Linked DNA regions of Homo sapiens: region 2 is linked to region 1. A link is a contact called in ENCODE Hi-C or POLR2A ChIA-PET data. All regions are on one chromosome and are shown on one strand. The core of a region is the stretch at or near the end of the contact, and the rest is flanking DNA. Distances in the headings are between cores, read along the strand shown.

Region 1 (4,204 bases), core at 1,692-4,191:
CACTCTTGCTGTCACCCAAACACGCGCAGACACCCGCACACTCGAGCTGCCAGCATTGGGAGCTGGGGGCGGGGCGGGTGCCCTTCAGGAGCAGGGACTCGGCTCCTCTGCCCGCCCCGCGGGGCTTGCTGCAGATGCCAGGGGTTATTTTAAGCCTGGATCAATGGATGAGTTTTGGTGACACAGGCTTAGTGGTAGTGGAGGGGGGCAGGCAGAAGAGATAAGGGGTGGCTGCCCTGGAGCCTTGATGGGGTGAGAGACCCCGGGGTCCAGGGCAAAGGGGTCACTCCTCGGCCGGGCTGCTCTATCTCCAGATCCCCTCACCCGGCACATGGCCAGGCACCTGGGGCAGTGTCAGCTGAATGGGCGATCAGATCCCAGGACTCAGCCAGTCAGGGTCAGCTGGGCTCTGTGTTCACAGCTGCCCTCTCCTGCTCCACTCACTCCCCGCGGCCAGGTGTTCCCATGGAGAGAAGAGGGTATCCAGTGCCTGGCACAGACCCAGTAGTTATGGTTACCTATGGCTGCTGGCTGACCACTGAATCAGATTGAGACGGGGAGGAAGGTGTGTGTGTGGTGGGGGGTGGGGGGTGGTGTTGGGGGTTGGACATCAGTCCCTGGGAGGGGCTGGAATCCACTTCCTTCATTGGACAAATGGCTGTCACTATGTATATGTATGTGAAGGCCTGATGGGGTCAACATGAGGAAAGCACCCAGTGCCAGGACGGTGGGGGCAGGAGGGTGTCCAGGAAGGGGGAGCACTGGGAGACTTGCTCTGACCCCTCACTCTAACTTGGAAGAGGCCCCAGTTCCAAGGGGGCAGAGACAAGCCTCTTTCAACCCAGTGCCCGGCAACGGGTGGGAAAGGTGGGAGAAGAGGCCCCCCTCAGAGCTCCTGCAGCCTCCAGGGCAGTGGGCAGAGGGCGGTGGGGACTTCAATACCAGTGATACGGGTTGTGCCACGGATTCCATTTCTAGGAATGGCCCTAAGGAAAGGAAGCAGGAAAGGACGCTCCAGAAAGTAGAGCTCAGAAGCTCTGAGAAGAATCACAAATGAGAAGGTTTTTTTTTGTTTTTTTTTTTTTGTTTGTTTGTTTGTTTTTTTAAGACGGAGTCTCAATCTGTTTCCCAGGCTGGAGGGCAATGGTGTGATCTCAGCTCACTGCAAACTCTGCCTCCCAGGTTCAAGCGATTCTCTGGCCTCAGCCTTCCGAGTAGCTGGGATTACAGGCATATGCCACCATGCCCAGCTAATTTTTGTATTTTTAGTAGAGGTGGGGTTTCACCATGTTGGTCAGCCTAGTCTCCAACTCCTGACCTTGTGATCCACCTGCCTCAGCCTCCCAAAGTGTTGGGATTACAGGCGTGAGCCACTGCCCCCAGCCAAACGAAAAGTTTAAGGATGGCAAAAAGTAAACCACAAACTAGTTACAATCCAGCATGTAAATGTGGCATATTTTAGTGTGGTTGTCTCTGGACATGGGATTAAAGCAATTTCATTTAATTCCTTTGTTCATCTGTGTTTTTTCTTCTAAACTGGTAATAAGGGGTCCTTTAATGAGGGTGGGTTTTCGGGGCTGGATGGGAAGTGTGTGTACATGTGTGTGCACATGTGTGTGTGTAGGTGGAGGGAGCAGGCTGTCTTTGGCCAGGGCACAAGGAGAAGCTCTGAGTGGGGAGGTCACCTCCTCTTCCTGTCTGAACCCATTAATACCTGAAATTAGTCTGTCAGCCCCTCATGTCAGGCAACAGACTTGATCCTCCTTAAAATGTAAATCCTTCCTCTTCTTCTCCCCCACCTTCTCCACTTTCATAAGCTGGTCCCAGTTGCTGAGAGAAGGACGGATGGAAAGGGGACCAGGAGGGACCCTAGGGAGCCCCAAATGTTTCATCTCACAGAAACTAGGCGCTGGAGTCCTTTCATTCATTTATTCATTCAGCAAATGCCGACAGAGGCCTGAGCTGCACACTGGGTGAATTGCACGCCCAGTCCTTGCCCTCCTGCTGTTTCCGTCTGGACAGAGGGAGGTTCCATATCGACCCCTATCTCCTGGAAGGGGCAGATTATGAGTCTGCCCTCCAGGAAGAGTCTTTGATGTTAAGATGAGATACTGAGGCAGGGAGAAGCCAAGCACCAGGACCTTCTCCAGTTCAACTCAACCCCGAAAACACCACTGGGCCGTGCTGGGACCGGGTCCGGGCTCCTTAGGGCCCCCACACCCTACCCCTCGGTTTGTGAAAGGACCTGCGGGTGGGCGCAGGGCGGAGGTCTTCCTTTTCCAGGCTTTCCTTTTCCAGGGCAGGGGCGAGCCCAGTCCCCCTCTCCTCACACCTGGGGAGGGAGCAGATCGCGGAAGTGCGTCAGCCAAGCCGTGCCCATCGACGCAGGGATGGGGACATCCCTGGACCCCAGCCCAGCGTTCGAGGGGTTCTGGAACTGGGCTCGCGCCGTGGGGTAAATCCTTGGCCCTCTGAAGCGGCGCTGCCAGGGGAAGTCCTTCCCATTTGACAGGTGGGAAAATCGAGGCGCCGAGAGGGGAAGGGGCCCTCCTTATGTTATGATCAGAACGGACAGAGGGGACGGGAAGGAGGTGAGAGGGTGGCCCTGCCCGTCCCGGGGCAATTCCGGGCTGCTTTGACCTCCGCGCCTGTAAGGTACAGGTCCCCGCACCTGTAAGACAGGGACGCTCTAGTCGCGGGCCCTAGAACTGATCCCCTTCGAGCGCCCAGTTCCGATGAATGTTTCGGGGCAGTCTTTGTGGAGGGGGGTTCCCTGTGGGGCCTCCCGGCTCCGCGGGGCCTGCTGCCTCCTCTCGCCCCTCGCGGCAGCCGCGCTCCTCCCCCGGCTCTGCCTCCCTTCCGCCCTCCCTCCTCTCTCCCTCCCCCGCCCGCCCGAGCCCGCGCCGAGCCCGAGCGGGAGCCGGAGCCGGAGCCGGAGCCAGAGCGCGGGCTGTACTGAGAGCGCGGCGGGAAGGTAGCGCAGTCGGGCGGCCCGCGGCCCCGGCGCGGCCTCCGCTAGGGCCAAGACCCGCACACCTGCCGGGCCGGGGAGAAGCCGGGGGCCGCGCGCAGGCGAGGACCCGCCGCCCGGCCCGGGGAAGATCTCAGGACGCGGACCGGGCAGCTCGGGTCCGAGGTGAGCCCGGGCGGAGGACGCGCCCACCGGAGGTGCGGCCTCGGAGCTCCAGACCCAGCCCACTCGGGGCTGGGGTCCCCAGAGGAGGCCGACGGCCGAGGCGGCGTGCGCCGGGAGCCAGCGCGATCCCTGCGGGAGCGGAGGAGCCGAGCCGGAGGGAGCCGCGGCGCCCGGCCATGCACCGGGCGCAGTAGCGGGAGGCGCGGGCCCGATGGCGCGGGCCGGGGCGCGGGGACTGCTCGGCGGCCGCCGTCCTCCCGGCCTCCGGCTCGCGCTCGCGCTTCGGCTCGCGTTGCTGCTGGCGCGGCCGCCGTCGGGCCGCGCGGGAGCCCCCGAGGCGCAGGGTCCCGCGGCGCCCGGCACGACAGCCCCGGAGGGGGGCGACCGCTGCCGCGGCTACTACGACGTGATGGGCCAGTGGGACCCGCCCTTCAACTGCAGCTCCGGAGCCTACAGCTTCTGCTGCGGCACGTGCGGCTACCGCTTCTGCTGCCACGACGGGCCGCGGCGCCTCGACCAGAGCCGCTGTTCCAACTACGACACGCCGGCCTGGGTCCAGACAGGCCGGCCGCCCGCCCGCGCCCGCGACACCGCAGCGCCCCGGGACCCCGGCCGCGAGCGCAGCCATACGGCCGTCTACGCTGTGTGCGGCGTCGCAGCGCTGCTGGTGCTGGCCGGCATCGGGGCGCGCCTGGGACTGGAGAGGGCGCACAGCCCGCGCGCGCGGCGCACAGTGACCAGGTGAGCACGCGCCGCCCAGGGACCCCCGCCTGCTCCTCGGACTGCTCTCCCTGCCCGCTGATCCTTCCCGCCGCTCTCGAAGCGCTGGTTCTCCCAGCAGGCCCCTTCTCTGGGTTTTCCTGTCTCCTTCTCCCCCCGCCGCCCCCCCAACACTTCATCAGGGAGACACCTGACACCGCCCTGACTCCCTTTGACCTTCTGCCCGTGCTGGGCGCCGCACCGCCTTTCCCTGCTCGAGTCTCCTCTGGAGGGCAGGGGGGTGGGGGCGGGCTGGGAGGGGGACAGGTAGCCTTGCACAGAGGGCACCGGGTCACTGTCCAGGGTAAG
Region 2 (4,640 bases), core at 702-3,201, 84 kb before region 1:
GCCAGGCTGCTCCTGAACTCCCGATCTTGTGATCCACCCACCTGGGCCTCCCAAAGTGCTGGGATTACAGGCGTGGGCCACCGCGCCCGGCTATCTTGAGCATTCTTGACAGACTCCTCGCTGTCAATTTATCAGTGGCAACTATTCACTGGTTGGAAATGGGAAGCAATAATAGTCATCTGACCAGTTTTCTCTTAAAGCCATTTCTATGATGATGATGATGATGGGACTCAATTATGTTTTTTATTTCAGTCACTCCTAATAAATAACAAATTTGGAGAAATAAAAATATCTTAAGAAAAGAAAAAAGAAAAGAAAAGAAAGGCTTCACACCATGGAATGACAAGTGCTCAAATGGCTCTCAGTAAGTGCTCACGGGGACACCACTGTCAGAGTGGTGAGCAATCATCTACCACAAAATGGAACAAAGCAGCAGAGGTACGTAGGAAGCAGGTGAGAACATACAACCTCTAAGGCCCATATAAATCTGTCAAGAAAACTTTCTGGAGGAAGGAAAGATAGAAGAAAGACCTGGATATCAGCATTTGGTAACGTCTACTTCGATCTTCCTGACAACTACATTCAAACTGACCTGAGTGTGCTGGCCCCAAGCACATCATCCAGCTTGAGTTTCAATGCTGGTTGGGAGAAAAGGAAATTGAGGGCAAGTCAGAGCCCAGAAAGGAGCGCAATTTAGAACTGCACAGCGGGGGAGACTGAGTTTGAGTGTAGGAAACGGGAAAGGGGGCGTGTGGGGTAAAGAGGTGAGCGCAGTGGAGTCAGGCCTTAGTGAACAAGTGTGCTTGAAGGTGGAGATGGGCACCCCTCTGGCTGAGTCTGCTCCAGTAGAGAGCTCAGGGGCCAGCAGCAGGCACCGCAAGGAGCAAAGCAACTGGTGTAAGCCCCACAGCTTCCTGCGACCAACAGTGCTTTGTTGTGCCCAGGCATCTGTTCAGTCCCATCTTTTATTTTAAGACAGGATCTGGCTCTGTTACCCAGGCTGGAGTGCAGTGGTACAATCTGAGCTCACTGCAGCCCAAACTCCTGGGTTCAAGCAATCCTCTTACCATCGCCTCCCAAGCAGCTGGGATTATGGGTGCACACCACCATGGCCCACTAATTTTCTACTTTTTGTAGAGATGGGGTCTCACTATGTTGCCCAGTCTTGTCTCAAACTCCTGGGCCACCTCAGCTTCCCAAACTGTTGGGATAAGAGGCATGAGCCACTGCACCTGGCCTCAATTTTTTCAATTTTGTTTTTAAAAGCAGACATCTCCCTGGTTGGAGCAAGGAGGAAACATGGCTTTAGAAAGTTTCCAGGTCCAAGGAGAAGCCCCACAACAGTTTGAGATCTTTCCAGAATGATCCACACTCGACCTCCTCATCCCTCTTACCAAAGAGCGACACCTTGTTCGTGGAAGTAGGAGGAGATACACACCCAGTACCTGTCCTCATCCAACAAAGTCGCAGGCACCCAAGGGCAGCCACGCTGCCACCGAAGGCCCCCGGCTGCTCACAACCGCCGGTCAGCTCCGGCCTCTCTTCGAAGGACACACGCGTCTCGCACCCCCTCCCCGCCCCGCCCTGAGGAGACATGCGTCTGGGCCCCGCGCCTTGAAAAGGCGCATTCCCACCCCCACCCCTCAAACGCGCGAGGCCACGCGTTCCGGCCTCCGCCACCTCCACATGCCGGAACACCAGTGAGGGGCGCGCGCTCCCAAAGGTCGGGGGCGGAGCTAAGAGCGCCGCGCCCAAAAAAGGCGGCAAAGTCCCTGACTCGCTGAGAGTTTGCGAGCCGCCATGTCTATCTCATTCGTCTCCTCTCCTCCGACAGCACGCCGTGCTTCCCCTCAGGCACCTTTCACCGTTAGGGATGAGGGCTCCGCGGCGGTTCTCGGTGTGGCTCTGATTCACCGCCATCTTGCTTCGGGCCTCCTGCCGCCCCGTAGATGGAAAGGGGCGGGACCTGCGCCGAGCTGTGGGGCGCGGTTCTGAAGGGGAGGGCGGAGATTATGACGTAAGGAGGAGGAGGAGGAGGAGCGAGACCGGGTCACGTGGTGGGGCAGTGCCCGGGGAGCGGGGCGGAGTCAGGGTAGAGGCCCCCGCCGAGAAAGGGGAGAAAGAGGCGGGCCCTGAGAATTGGCTCGAGCGCGAAGGGGTGAGTGATAGGTGAGTGGCCTCCCGACCTCACCTGCCCCCTTAGCCCCCTGCCTTTAGGTATGGACTTGGGTTGGTCCTGTCAGGAATGATCTCAGCTCACTGCACCTCCAACCTCCCATGCTCAAGCCATCTTCCCACCTCAACCTCCCATCCATTACTCACTTTGGTTATGAAACACTAGAAAATAATGACTGAGGCCCGACCTGACGCCAACTGAAGATGAACTGACCTCACAAAGTGTTTTCATCTCTAATATCTGTGGCTATTTCTTACCAAGAGAGTCTCACCCTCCACACATGGGTGAGATGACATAATGGCTGATTTGGTCAAGGAGCACAAATAAGACAGGCCAGGCAGTTACTGTTCAAACAGCAATGTTTAGTTGTACAACACATAAAGTCTAGCAACAATTACAGGACCAGTTTGAGTGTCTGTTTGCTTGTTTTCAATTGGGAAATTTAACTGTAATGTCACCGTAAGATTGGCTGGGACTGGTAACATTTAAGAAACGGGTTGTTCTTGCATCCCCTAGGCGTGGGCCTCTTGCTCCATCAGGACTTGGTTGTAGATGAATGGCCCACAAGTCACCAGCCTTTGAGCAAGTTGTGTCCAGGTGGAGACAGGAAGAGGGTGGGCAAAGGGGAATTCTATAAAGACACAGTGTGTGGGGCAGTGGCAGTCAACATTCGCAAACATTCATGCATCTGATGGGGGGCTTTGCCCTCCCTTGGGTATTTTCCATTAGCCTACAGTGACCACCTGTGGTCAGGCTAATTCATTACTCACATTAATGGGGAAGGGGGTTGGGGGTAGGAGTAGGTAGGGTAGGTGGGAAGAGATCCCTCTTATTGCTGAGTGGACAGAAGGGTGCTAGTTTTTCCTTAGCGTGTACATATTGTGGGTTTCTGGGGGTTTGTGTGTGTGTTTAGTTTTTGTTTGTTTGTTTGGACAGAAGAAAGTCAACTCCAGCAATGTCTTCTTAGGAAAACCACTCTTCCTCAGTGGCTGCGTTATGAGGTGGGGAGGATGTACAACCGCACTCTGGGACAGCCACAAGTGGTGATTTTTTAAAAAGTGATCCTAGCCCTTGCTCCCCAACATCTGTAGTGACCCACCCTCATGAATATCTTTAAGTAATGAAGGAGACACCCTTGTCCCACTTTGGGGCTCACACAGCTGATCTCAATGAATCTAGTAAGCAGAAAAATTGCTTTCTTGACCCTTTAAGGAAGCCAAGAGTAGCTCATGCAGATGAATGGGTAGGGAGCAATGCCATTGCCCTTAGAGATGGTTACAAGTAGCTGGGATGGGCTTACAAGGGCAGAAGGAGCTCTTGATGAGTTCTTTCACCCTGCAGATGGGCTAGGACCGGCTGACGCAGATGATGCAGTAGGGCTGTACTGGCAGAACCCCACTCCACTGGGAGGAGAGGAGTGGTTTGGATAAATGGAGGATGCAACTGGCCTAAAGAGGCAGCTGGCCCCTCCCACCTACTGAGGGCTGAGAGGGGCTGTGGTGGTGAGCTGGACGAGCACAGCACTAAAAAGGGCTTGGCCCTGCAGCAATAACAGCTGAGAGGAATGGAGTGAGAAGCAGCGCTTGAAATGGCCTTCATTCAGCAGTGGGGCAGGGGGTGGCTGGCACAGGTGGAAGGACAGTGCCCAGGAGGCCTTCTCCCTGCAGGGGGGTTGAGAACGGTTGAGGGTGTGGAGACCAGCAGCTGGCAGCAGACATATAAAATACCTTCTCCAGGGAGGCTCAGATCATGGTTCAGGGGTGCCAGGCACCATTCCTACTCAGCCTTTCCAACGCCCACCTCCCATGCCCATAGATCTTCCCCTGCTGGTCCAAGGTCTCCATACAGGACTGCTTCTACAGTAGCCAAGGATCCCTGTTCTGTTGAAATGTATAACCTCTGGGCTGTAGCGCTGCTGCTGTTCTGTCCTGACAGGTGCCTACCCTGTAACTTTGTGAGCAAGGGAGGATGAGGGCTGGGTTGGCAGCCTCCAGGAAAGACCGAGAGCATAGGTTGGGGTCACTGGTGACCTGATCACCGCCCCCCTTTCTCCTGGTCCATTGAATCTTGGGTCTTGAGTCTATGTTTTTTTTCCTAGCACCTGAGTGATAAAAGACTGGGATTATAAGTGCTGGGATTCATAGAGGACCAGTGAAACACCTAGGCTGAACCAGGAGATGGGACAGAAGGTTGTATGAGGTTATTGTAAACAGTTTCACTTAGTGTTTTCCCTTCCCTAAGGCTAAACTGTTTCCCTGGCCCCGAATTTCATGAATCTTACAGATTAAAGGAAAAGAGTAACTTACTTGTACAACAAGCAGGGGAAATATATGCATTAATAAATACAGGGCTTCAGGGAAAGGCAAGAAAAGCCTAAATGTATGACGGTGGGTATCATTGGGAATGTCTACAGGAGTCAGGAGGAGAGGGAATTAGGGAAAAGTAGAGAAAGACAGACATAAAT

The links. A loop is a pair of places that touch in the nucleus more often than their neighbours do. ChIA-PET counts read pairs that join two places held with the same protein, here RNA polymerase II (POLR2A). Pooled maps may share reads with other maps.
Region 2: a loop to region 1 is called in a pooled map, with 2.5 times the contacts of the local background. The contact joins the promoter of WBP2NL here to the promoter of SHISA8 in region 1. A Hi-C loop is called at or near these places in 2 of 50 pooled maps. POLR2A ChIA-PET finds 5 or more read pairs at or near these places in 4 of 52 experiments (A673, B cell, T-cell and 1 more).

Annotation. Positions count from the first base shown.
Region 1 is chr22:41,913,811-41,918,014 of GRCh38, reverse strand. SHISA8 (shisa family member 8) reads left to right here and starts at 2,941. Exons shown (of 4, transcript NM_001207020.3): 1 at 2,941-3,877. The coding sequence starts at 3,348. It overlaps LOC124905125 (a long non-coding RNA gene), which reads left to right. Exons shown (of 2, transcript XR_007068113.1): 1 at 1-565; 2 at 979-1,504. RefSeq lists enhancers at 76-165, 176-335, 2,715-3,640 and silencers at 2,823-2,982, 3,003-3,082, 3,153-3,222, 3,263-3,342, 3,483-3,562 and 2 more.
Region 2 is chr22:41,996,099-42,000,738 of GRCh38, reverse strand. WBP2NL (WBP2 N-terminal like) reads right to left here and starts at 1,951. Exons shown (of 6, transcript NM_152613.3): 1 at 1,859-1,951. The coding sequence starts at 1,920. It overlaps SEPTIN3 (septin 3), which reads right to left. Exons shown (of 12, transcript NM_001363845.2): 12 at 2,518-3,837. The coding sequence ends at 3,772. It also overlaps the pseudogene SLC25A5P1. RefSeq lists enhancers at 1-35, 1,370-1,884, 1,885-2,401 and a silencer at 1,999-2,058.